Linked DNA regions of Mus musculus: all the other regions are linked to region 2. Evidence: chromatin loops called from intact Hi-C (ENCODE). Cell type or tissue: heart. All regions are shown on one strand.

Region 1 (2,500 bases), 190 kb before region 2:
GACTGGTGAGACATTACTCAGCAGTTAAGAGCACTGGCTGCTCTTCTGAAGATCGTGCATTCAAATCCCAGCGACCAGGTGGTGGCTCACAACCATCCGTAATGAGGTCTGACTCCATCTTCTGGTGCGTCTGAAGACAGCTACAGAGTACTTACATATAATAATAAGTAAATCTCTGGGGCTGGAGTAAGCAGAGGTTCTGGGTTCAATTCCCAGCAACCACATGATGGTTCACAACTATCTGTACAGCTATAGTGTATCATATACATAAAATAAATATTTAAAAAATTATGTATATATGTGCCAGCATGTCTGGGCAGCTTTCGTCCCAGGGCTTGGGAGGTAGACTCTGAATTCGAGGCTAGTTGGGTCTACAGAGTTTCAGGACAGCCAGGGCTATGTAGTTGAGACCTCATCTCAAAAATCAAGAAAAAGAAAAAAAAATAATTTCTTTTGCTTGCTTGTTTTTGTTTTTTGTTTTTGTTTTTGTTTTTTTTTAAGAAAAGTTTTCTCTGTATAACCATGGCTGTCCTGGAACTCACTTTGTAGACCAGGCTGGCCTCAAACTCAGAAATCTGCCTGCCTCTGCCTCTGCCTCCCAAGTGTTGGGATTAAAGGCTTACACCACCACTGCCCAGCCAACAAAATACTTTTTAAAAGAGATCTTTTTTTTTAAATTTTATTTTATTTTTATTAGGTATTTTCCTCGTTTACATTTTCAATGCTATCCCAAAAGTCCGCCATACCCACCCCCCCAATCCACTACCCACCCACTCTCCCGTTTTGGCCCTGGGGTTCCCCTGTACTGGGGCATATAAAGTTTGCAAGTCCAATGGGCCTCTCTTTGCAGTGATGGCCAACTAGGCCACCTTTTGATACATATGCAGCTAGAGTCAATTAAAAAGAGATCTTTAGTGTGATACAGGGGTGATCTACCACATCACCTCATCTACAGAGTGGGGTGGCGATATTGCATGTTTCTGTATCCTTTTCCAAGCCTATATACCCTTGTTTTATTTTCTGGGATTTAGCTAATGAGGCAAGTCTTGAAGGGTACAGAACAGAAGGAAGCAGAGGTCCAGCACCCTCCAGCTCTGTGACGAGGCTCATCAGTCCTTTTTTTTTTTCTTTCTTTCTTTCTTGTTTTTTTTTTTCGAGACGGGGTTTCTCTGTGTAGCCCTGGCTGTCCTGGAACTCACTCTGTAGACCAGGCTGGCCTTGAACTCAGAAATATGCCTGCCTCTCTCAAGTGCTGGGATAAAAGGCATGTGCCACCACGCTTGCTCGTCAGTTCTTATCAAGCTAGGCCACTAGGGGCCGCTCTTCGCTCGCAGCCACGGCGCGCAGGCGCAGATGCGAAGCGGCCCGGAACCCTGCTTCTCAACCACCTGGTCCTCTTAGAAGGCGGTCCGGGCAGGAAGCGCAGGCGCAGTACTTCGGAACCCGGTGGCTGGGTTGGCGCGCGCGGCCGGACCGAGTCCGCTGCCGTCCCTGTCCCCCGAGTCGGCGGCTCCGGCGTGACAGTGGCGGCGACATGTACGCGGTGTACAAGCAGGCGCACCCGCCCACCGGGCTGGAGTTTACCATGTACTGCAACTTCTTCAACAACAGTGAGCGCAACCTCGTGGTGGCCGGCACCTCGCAGCTCTATGTGTACCGCCTGAACCGCGACGCCGAGGTAGGCCGTGTCGAGGCAGTGCCGCAGTCATTCGGCAGGTTCCCCAGTGCAGGAGCTGAGGTTTGCCAAGGGTCTTTGGGCCCCAGAGCCAGTTCATCGCTGCCTCGTTGTTTGGCCTCATCCTACCCTGCCCGGACACCTCTGCCCGCGGTCTACTGCTTGTTCTTTGGAGATCGATTTTCAGGAGATTGTTGCACACCTTCCACGAGCTTAGCAGCAAAGACAAGCCAGTGAACCCTTGAGGGCGATGATTCTTTAGGAAGTCAATACTGCCACACACAGACGGCCACAGTGTCTCTCTAGGAGTAAGACCCAATGAAGGAGACTGGGTGTTTCTGTACAAAACAACCAGAGCTCTTTCTGAGATTGAGCAGATTTGTTGTGGAAGAACGTTTCTTCCTAAAGGAGCAAGGCTGGATGTTTCTCGGGGACAGACTATTGTCAGTAGATGTAGTAATGTGGAATGAATTCATCAGTACATTGATAACGGGGGTGTTTTGGTTGCTAGAGAGACAGCAAGCGGTTCAGGAAGCCCTCCCCCCCTCCCCCCAAAAAAAAGGCAATTTCCGTGGCTCTTTAATCCCAGTTCGATCCATTAATCCCAGGTGGAAGCAGACAGATTTCTGGGTGTTCCAGTTTAAACTATTTCCAAGCCATCTAGGGCTACATAGTGAACCTCTTGTCTAAAAACAAAGCAAAAAAGCCAAGAAGGCAGATGCTTTTTTTAAAAAATTAGACTTATTCATATTCATTTGTGTTTGCTTGTATATATGTATGTACACCATATGCATTCTTGGTGTCCATGGAGGTCAGCATTATGGA
Region 2 (2,500 bases):
CACACATAATAAATAATCTTTTTTTTTTTTTAAAGGAAAGAAAATAGGGAAGAAAAATGAGGGCACTGGGCACAATACAAGTAATAACTGCTCGTGACAATGTAGAGGCAGTTTGGTAAGAATGCCATCCCAGCCAGGTGGTGGCACACACCTTTAATCCCAGAACTCAGGAGGCAGAGGCAGGCAGACCTCTGAATTCAAGGCCAGCCTGGTGTACTAAGAGAGCACCAGGATAACTAGAGCTATGCAGAGAAACTCTGTCACAAAAAACAAACAGCCCCACCCTAAGATACTCCATGGCCTAGGCCCTACCTCCTCTGGAGCCACCACAACAAAGCCTGTTAAGGATCTTGACAGTAATATCATAAAATACAAGCCGGGCGTGGTGGCACACGCCTTTAATCCCAGCACTCGGGAGGCAGATGAAGGCGGATTTCTGAGTTTGAGGCCAGCCTGGTCTACAAAGTGAGTTCCAGGACAACCAGGGCTATGTAGAGAGACCCAATTTCAAAACAAAACAAAACAACCAAAAAAGAAAACAAAACAAGGGCTGGAGAAATGGCTCAGTGGTTAAGAGCACTGACTACTCTTCCAAAGGTCCTGAGTTCAAATCCCAACAATCACATGATGGCTCACAATCATCTGTACAGCTACAGTGTACTCATATACATAAAATAAATAAATAAATCTTTTAAAAAAGTAGTCAGACTCTGAAAGGTGGACACCACAGTTAAAAACAAACAAACAAACAAATCGATGGACAGTCTCTAGAAAGAGAGTCAAATAGAAATATTATTTACATATAAAGACATACATGGTTACATGTAAACATCTTGAAGATAAAGTTCTGGAGAGAGTATTCAGGGGTTAAGAGCACTGCTGCACTTTCAAAGGACCTGGGTTTGATTCTTAGTACCCGTATGTCAGCTCACAACCATCTGTAAGTCTAGTTCCAGAGTATCAGACACACTCTCCTGGCTCCCTGGGCACCAGATAAGCACACACCACACAGAAACACAAGCACACAAAACACCCACAAAAAATAATTAAAAAACCAAAAAGGAAAATCTTCAAAGTAGGCACAGTGGATAATGTATGCCTCTGATCCCAGCATGCACTCGGGAGGCAGATCTCTATGAGTTCAAGGTCAGCCTGCTATACTTAGTGAATTTCAGGTCAGCCAAAATTACCTAGTGAGACCCCTGTCTCAAAAACACAAAAGCAAAAACAAAAAACAACCTAAGCACAGCTAGTCTCTGGAATCTTAGGGCTGAAGACACAAAGGTGTGACTCATAAAGCAAGAAATTTAAAATTCACCTGTGTCCTGGCTGAGACTTTCATTCAAGTTCATCTTTAGATTCCTGGGGTTTCGGGTTTCTCCGGGAGCAACAGAAGGTCAGCTTTGTGAATTACTCTCCTGCTCCTAGCTTACAGGTTTTCCTGTCCACAGGAGAAGGGATACAAACCTGAGATCAGAGCGCCACCTAGTGTTAGAGGCTCAGACAGCACCAGGCACAGATCAAACTAGACTCCAGGAAAAGAAAGTCTGTGTGCTCTACCCTTGCCCTTCTCGGCGGCGGGGGGTGGGGATGGGGGGGGTGGGTGACTTGGGCAACCTTGGGAAAGGTGGTTTGTTTGGTAGCCTGGAACACATAACAGCTAAGCAGCGGCTTGCTGCAAAAGGAGTTACTCTGTCTAGTCTTCACTAGGTATCTTGGAAGAACAGAATGCATTCACCTGGTGGTGTTAAGACAAAGGCACACCTACAACCTGAAACTCTGCTCCTAGATACGCGTCCATCAAAGTGTGCACAGGGACAACAGAAAGAGAAGCAGTCTTCATTAGGGTCAGAAACTGGAAGAACCCACGTGCCTTGCTAACAAATGAGCACCTTGGAGATTAGCTTACTATACATTTCACAAAAAAATAAGTCAGATACAAAACGTTCCACAGTGTGCAATTTCTCACTCCTTATACAACATGCAAAACAGTCACACATTCTTGTGCACGAAGCTGCCCTTGCTGACCTGGCAACGGCCCCTGAGCACTGTCATCTGTTCTTTGTTCTTCATCCAGGTGGAAATAATGGGCTGTGTTATCACTTACTGAAAACAACAGCTACTATCTGTAGTATTCCTGTAGGTGAGCTGTACTTCAAATATTTAAGAGCATCTTAACTCTGTACTGATGAAGGTGAGAAGTTCTCTAAGGTAATCTACAGAAAGAAACAAAGCACACTATGGACTGTCTCCAGTAGAGAAAATTCTGTTTCTTGTATGCAGACATTTCCATATGACATGCCCAGAGAAAGAACATAGAGGAAAGAATGAAAATATAGGTAAACACAGAGTGCCTTCTGAAGTACACTTCGATAAAAAAACATCATTTTACTGTAATGAAGTCAATAAGAGCATCACACGGCTGGATGCAGGCATCCAGTCAAATGCTGCCTGTGGTGGCACTCACCTTCAATCCCAACATTTAGGAGGCAGAGGCAGG
Region 3 (2,500 bases), 120 kb before region 2:
CGTAGATCCAAAGCTTCTCTAACTATTCTAGAGAAAAAAAGAGTCAAGCTTTTTCACCTGGACGGAGACAAAAAACAAACCAAAACAAACCAAAACAAAACAAACAAACAAACAAAAAAACATGCGAGTGGGCAGAGTCAGGGTCTGAGGTGGCCAGATTGCAAAACCAAGGCACCTGGAGGGAGGCGGCGGATAGATCAGGAGCTGCACCTACCATGGAGCCTGCACCGGGACCCTTCTGTACAAGACTGGCAAGCGGGGGAGCGAGAAGCTGGCTTAAAGCATGGTTCCGGGGAGGAAGATGAGCGAAAGAGCCAGTCCTTGATGCTTGCGGAGGACCAAGTCTTGGCGCGGCTAAACCAGACTGGATGACAGCTAACTTCAGGCAGCCGGCGTGGATCGGCAAGAGGTGTGGCTGGCTGACTTGATTCGATTCTGGGCTCCTCGGCTGAGTGCGGTGCATCAGGGGCGTGGGGCCGGAGCAGCCCGCCCAGCCCCGGGAGCACGCCACTTAGCCCGGAAGGCAGCCAAACCCCAGCCAAAGGGTTGTAGTAAGACGCCGGCTAATGCGCTAGACTGCGGCGGAAGTCCCACCCCCGGAAGCTAAGTGTAGTGTAAAGGAGTGAGCTAAGGGGCCACGCCCCTTCCTCTCTGCCCACCCACCTTCCGCTTTTAGTTCAGCTCCCGGGGGCTATGGCTCCCGTGGCCTCTAGGCGAGTTAGACGTCGAGTTCGAAGCTCCAAGCGGCCCGATGCGCGGGGCCGCTCGGCGGAGGACTGGTGGTGGGACCGCCTGGCACCTCGCGGCTCTGGGTACCACCTGCTGCAAGCGGACAGCATGTTGCTCGTGCTGCCGGACCTGGAGCCTCCCCGCGCTCGTGCGCACCGGCGCGCCCGTCGCCGCGCTCCGAGGTCACTGGCTCGTGGCCCCACGGCTGTCGCCAAGCCCAGGACCAAACCCCGACCGGAGCCGTCGCTCGATCAGGGCCTGGACTCTGGTTGGGGAGACCGTATTCCCTTAGAAGTCCTGGTGCATATTTTCGGGTTGTTGGTTGCGGCTCATGGGCCCATGCCGTTTCTTGGCAGGTACACCAACAGCGCCTGCCGCGGTAGAGACTGGCGCACTGAGCGGGTGCTGCAGAGCAGAGGGCAGAGCAGGCATCACATCGGGCGAACACAAGTGCTCCGGCACCTGTCTTCACTTAGAGCTCAAAGCCTAGCACTGAGAACGGGCGACGGCAGGCTTTAAGACCGCTGCGCTGCTCCTAAAACACTCCATTGTAGGCATTACCCGCAAAAGGCCACGCACTCTCAGCAAACTTTTTCTTCTCCTAGGGCTGCACGCGTTTGCCGTCACTGGCACGAAGCCACCTCCCATCCTTCACTCTGGCATACTGTGACCCTGTCACCCTCGCTGGTTGGCCGGGCTGGCAAGGGCAACCTTAAGGGAGAGAAGAAGCTCCTTGCTTGCCTGGAGTGGCTCGTACCCAATCGGTGAGGGCTCCTTGTCATCTTACTGTCTGTTGTCTTCCCTGCATCCGCGTTGAGTAGGGGAGGATTCTGTCCAGAAGGGGGCAGCGTAAGGACAAGAGCACAACTACAGCCGGGCCTTGCTGTCGCCCAGGTTCTCTCAGCTCCAGAGCTTGACCCTCATCCACTGGAAGTCTCAAGTACACTCTGTGTTGGAGGTAAGAGCTGGAGACTGCCCTGCACACAAGCTGTCACGTTTGAGTGGTCTACTATGGGGAGGGTGCCCTGGTGGTGTACCACAGAGTTGTCTGCCTGCCTGCTCAGTTTCGTCTTGCTGACATCTTAGGAAATTGCTGGAGGAGACAGCAATTTCCATGTAGGCCTGGCGTGGACAGAATGGAGTCATAGCTGGGACTATAGGATAGGCTTGTCATGACTACCAGTGTCCCTGTAGATAGACCTTTACCTGCCCTCCACAACCCTGGATGGTCTCTCTCTCTCTCTCTATCTCTTGCTACAGCTGGTTAGCAAGTTCTGCCCTCGGCTCACCTTCCTCAAGCTTTCAGACTGCCACACTGTGACTGCTGAAACTCTGGTCATGTTAGCGAGAGCCTGCTGCCAGCTCCACAGCCTGGACCTACATCATTCCATGGTGAGTCCTTTGCCGTGGGTGGGTGGGGGACCCTGAAATCGCCTGGGCCCTTGTGACATGCATGAGCTGCACCTTTGGGCTGGATCCCCAGGTGGAGTCCACAGCTGTGGTGAGCTTCTTGGAGGAGGCCGGGTCCCGAATGCGTAAACTGTGGCTGACCTACAGTTCCCAGACGACGGCCATCTTGGGCGCACTGCTGGTAGGCTGGGGATGGTCAGGAAAAGGGCTCAGTGGGGACCAGCCCAGGCCTTTGACCTAGCAGTGTTTATCCCACCATTCCAGGACAACTGCTGCCCACAGCTCCAAGTCCTCCAGGTCAGCACTGGCATGAACTGCAACAACACACCCCTGCAGCTGCCTGTGGAAGCCCTGCAGAAAG

What was found. Hi-C counts contacts between places; a loop is a spot of excess contacts. Peaks named below come from ENCODE experiments on the same cell type or tissue, not always from the same donor. Only the 100,000 strongest peaks of a DNase experiment are listed, where the experiment ranks them.
Region 1: a loop joins it to region 2, with 1.9 times the contacts of the local background. A loop is called at or near these places in 4 of 42 quality-filtered maps.
Region 3: it touches region 2 in a loop (6-fold over the local background); 11 of 42 quality-filtered maps call a loop at or near these places.

The regions. Positions count from the first base shown.
Region 1 is chr15:76,606,513-76,609,012 of GRCm38, reverse strand. Cpsf1 (cleavage and polyadenylation specific factor 1) reads left to right here and starts at 1,422. Exons shown (of 37, transcript NM_053193.2): 1 at 1,422-1,678. The coding sequence starts at 1,535. In heart, a CTCF peak has its summit at 1,317 (motif pointing right); a DNase peak (open chromatin) is centred at 1,412; H3K4me3 peaks cover 1,287 bases; H3K27ac peaks cover 943 bases.
Region 2 is chr15:76,416,237-76,418,736 of GRCm38, reverse strand. The region is part of intron 12 of Mroh1 (maestro heat-like repeat family member 1); the gene reads right to left. Among named protein-coding and RNA genes, the nearest start is that of Mir6954, 16 kb to the left of the region's middle. In heart, a CTCF peak has its summit at 1,489 (motif pointing left); a DNase peak (open chromatin) is centred at 1,486.
Region 3 is chr15:76,536,910-76,539,409 of GRCm38, reverse strand. Fbxl6 (F-box and leucine-rich repeat protein 6) reads left to right here and starts at 664. Exons shown (of 9, transcript NM_013909.2): 1 at 664-1,085; 2 at 1,335-1,493; 3 at 1,624-1,687; 4 at 1,990-2,121; 5 at 2,213-2,320; 6 at 2,404-2,500. The coding sequence starts at 694. Slc52a2 (solute carrier protein 52, member 2) reads right to left here and starts at 580. Exons shown (of 5, transcript NM_029643.4): 1 at 215-580; 2 at 1-27. In heart, CTCF peaks have their summits at 714 and 1,557 (motif pointing right); DNase peaks (open chromatin) are centred at 579, 1,499 and 2,449; H3K4me3 peaks cover 2,298 bases; H3K27ac peaks cover 1,804 bases.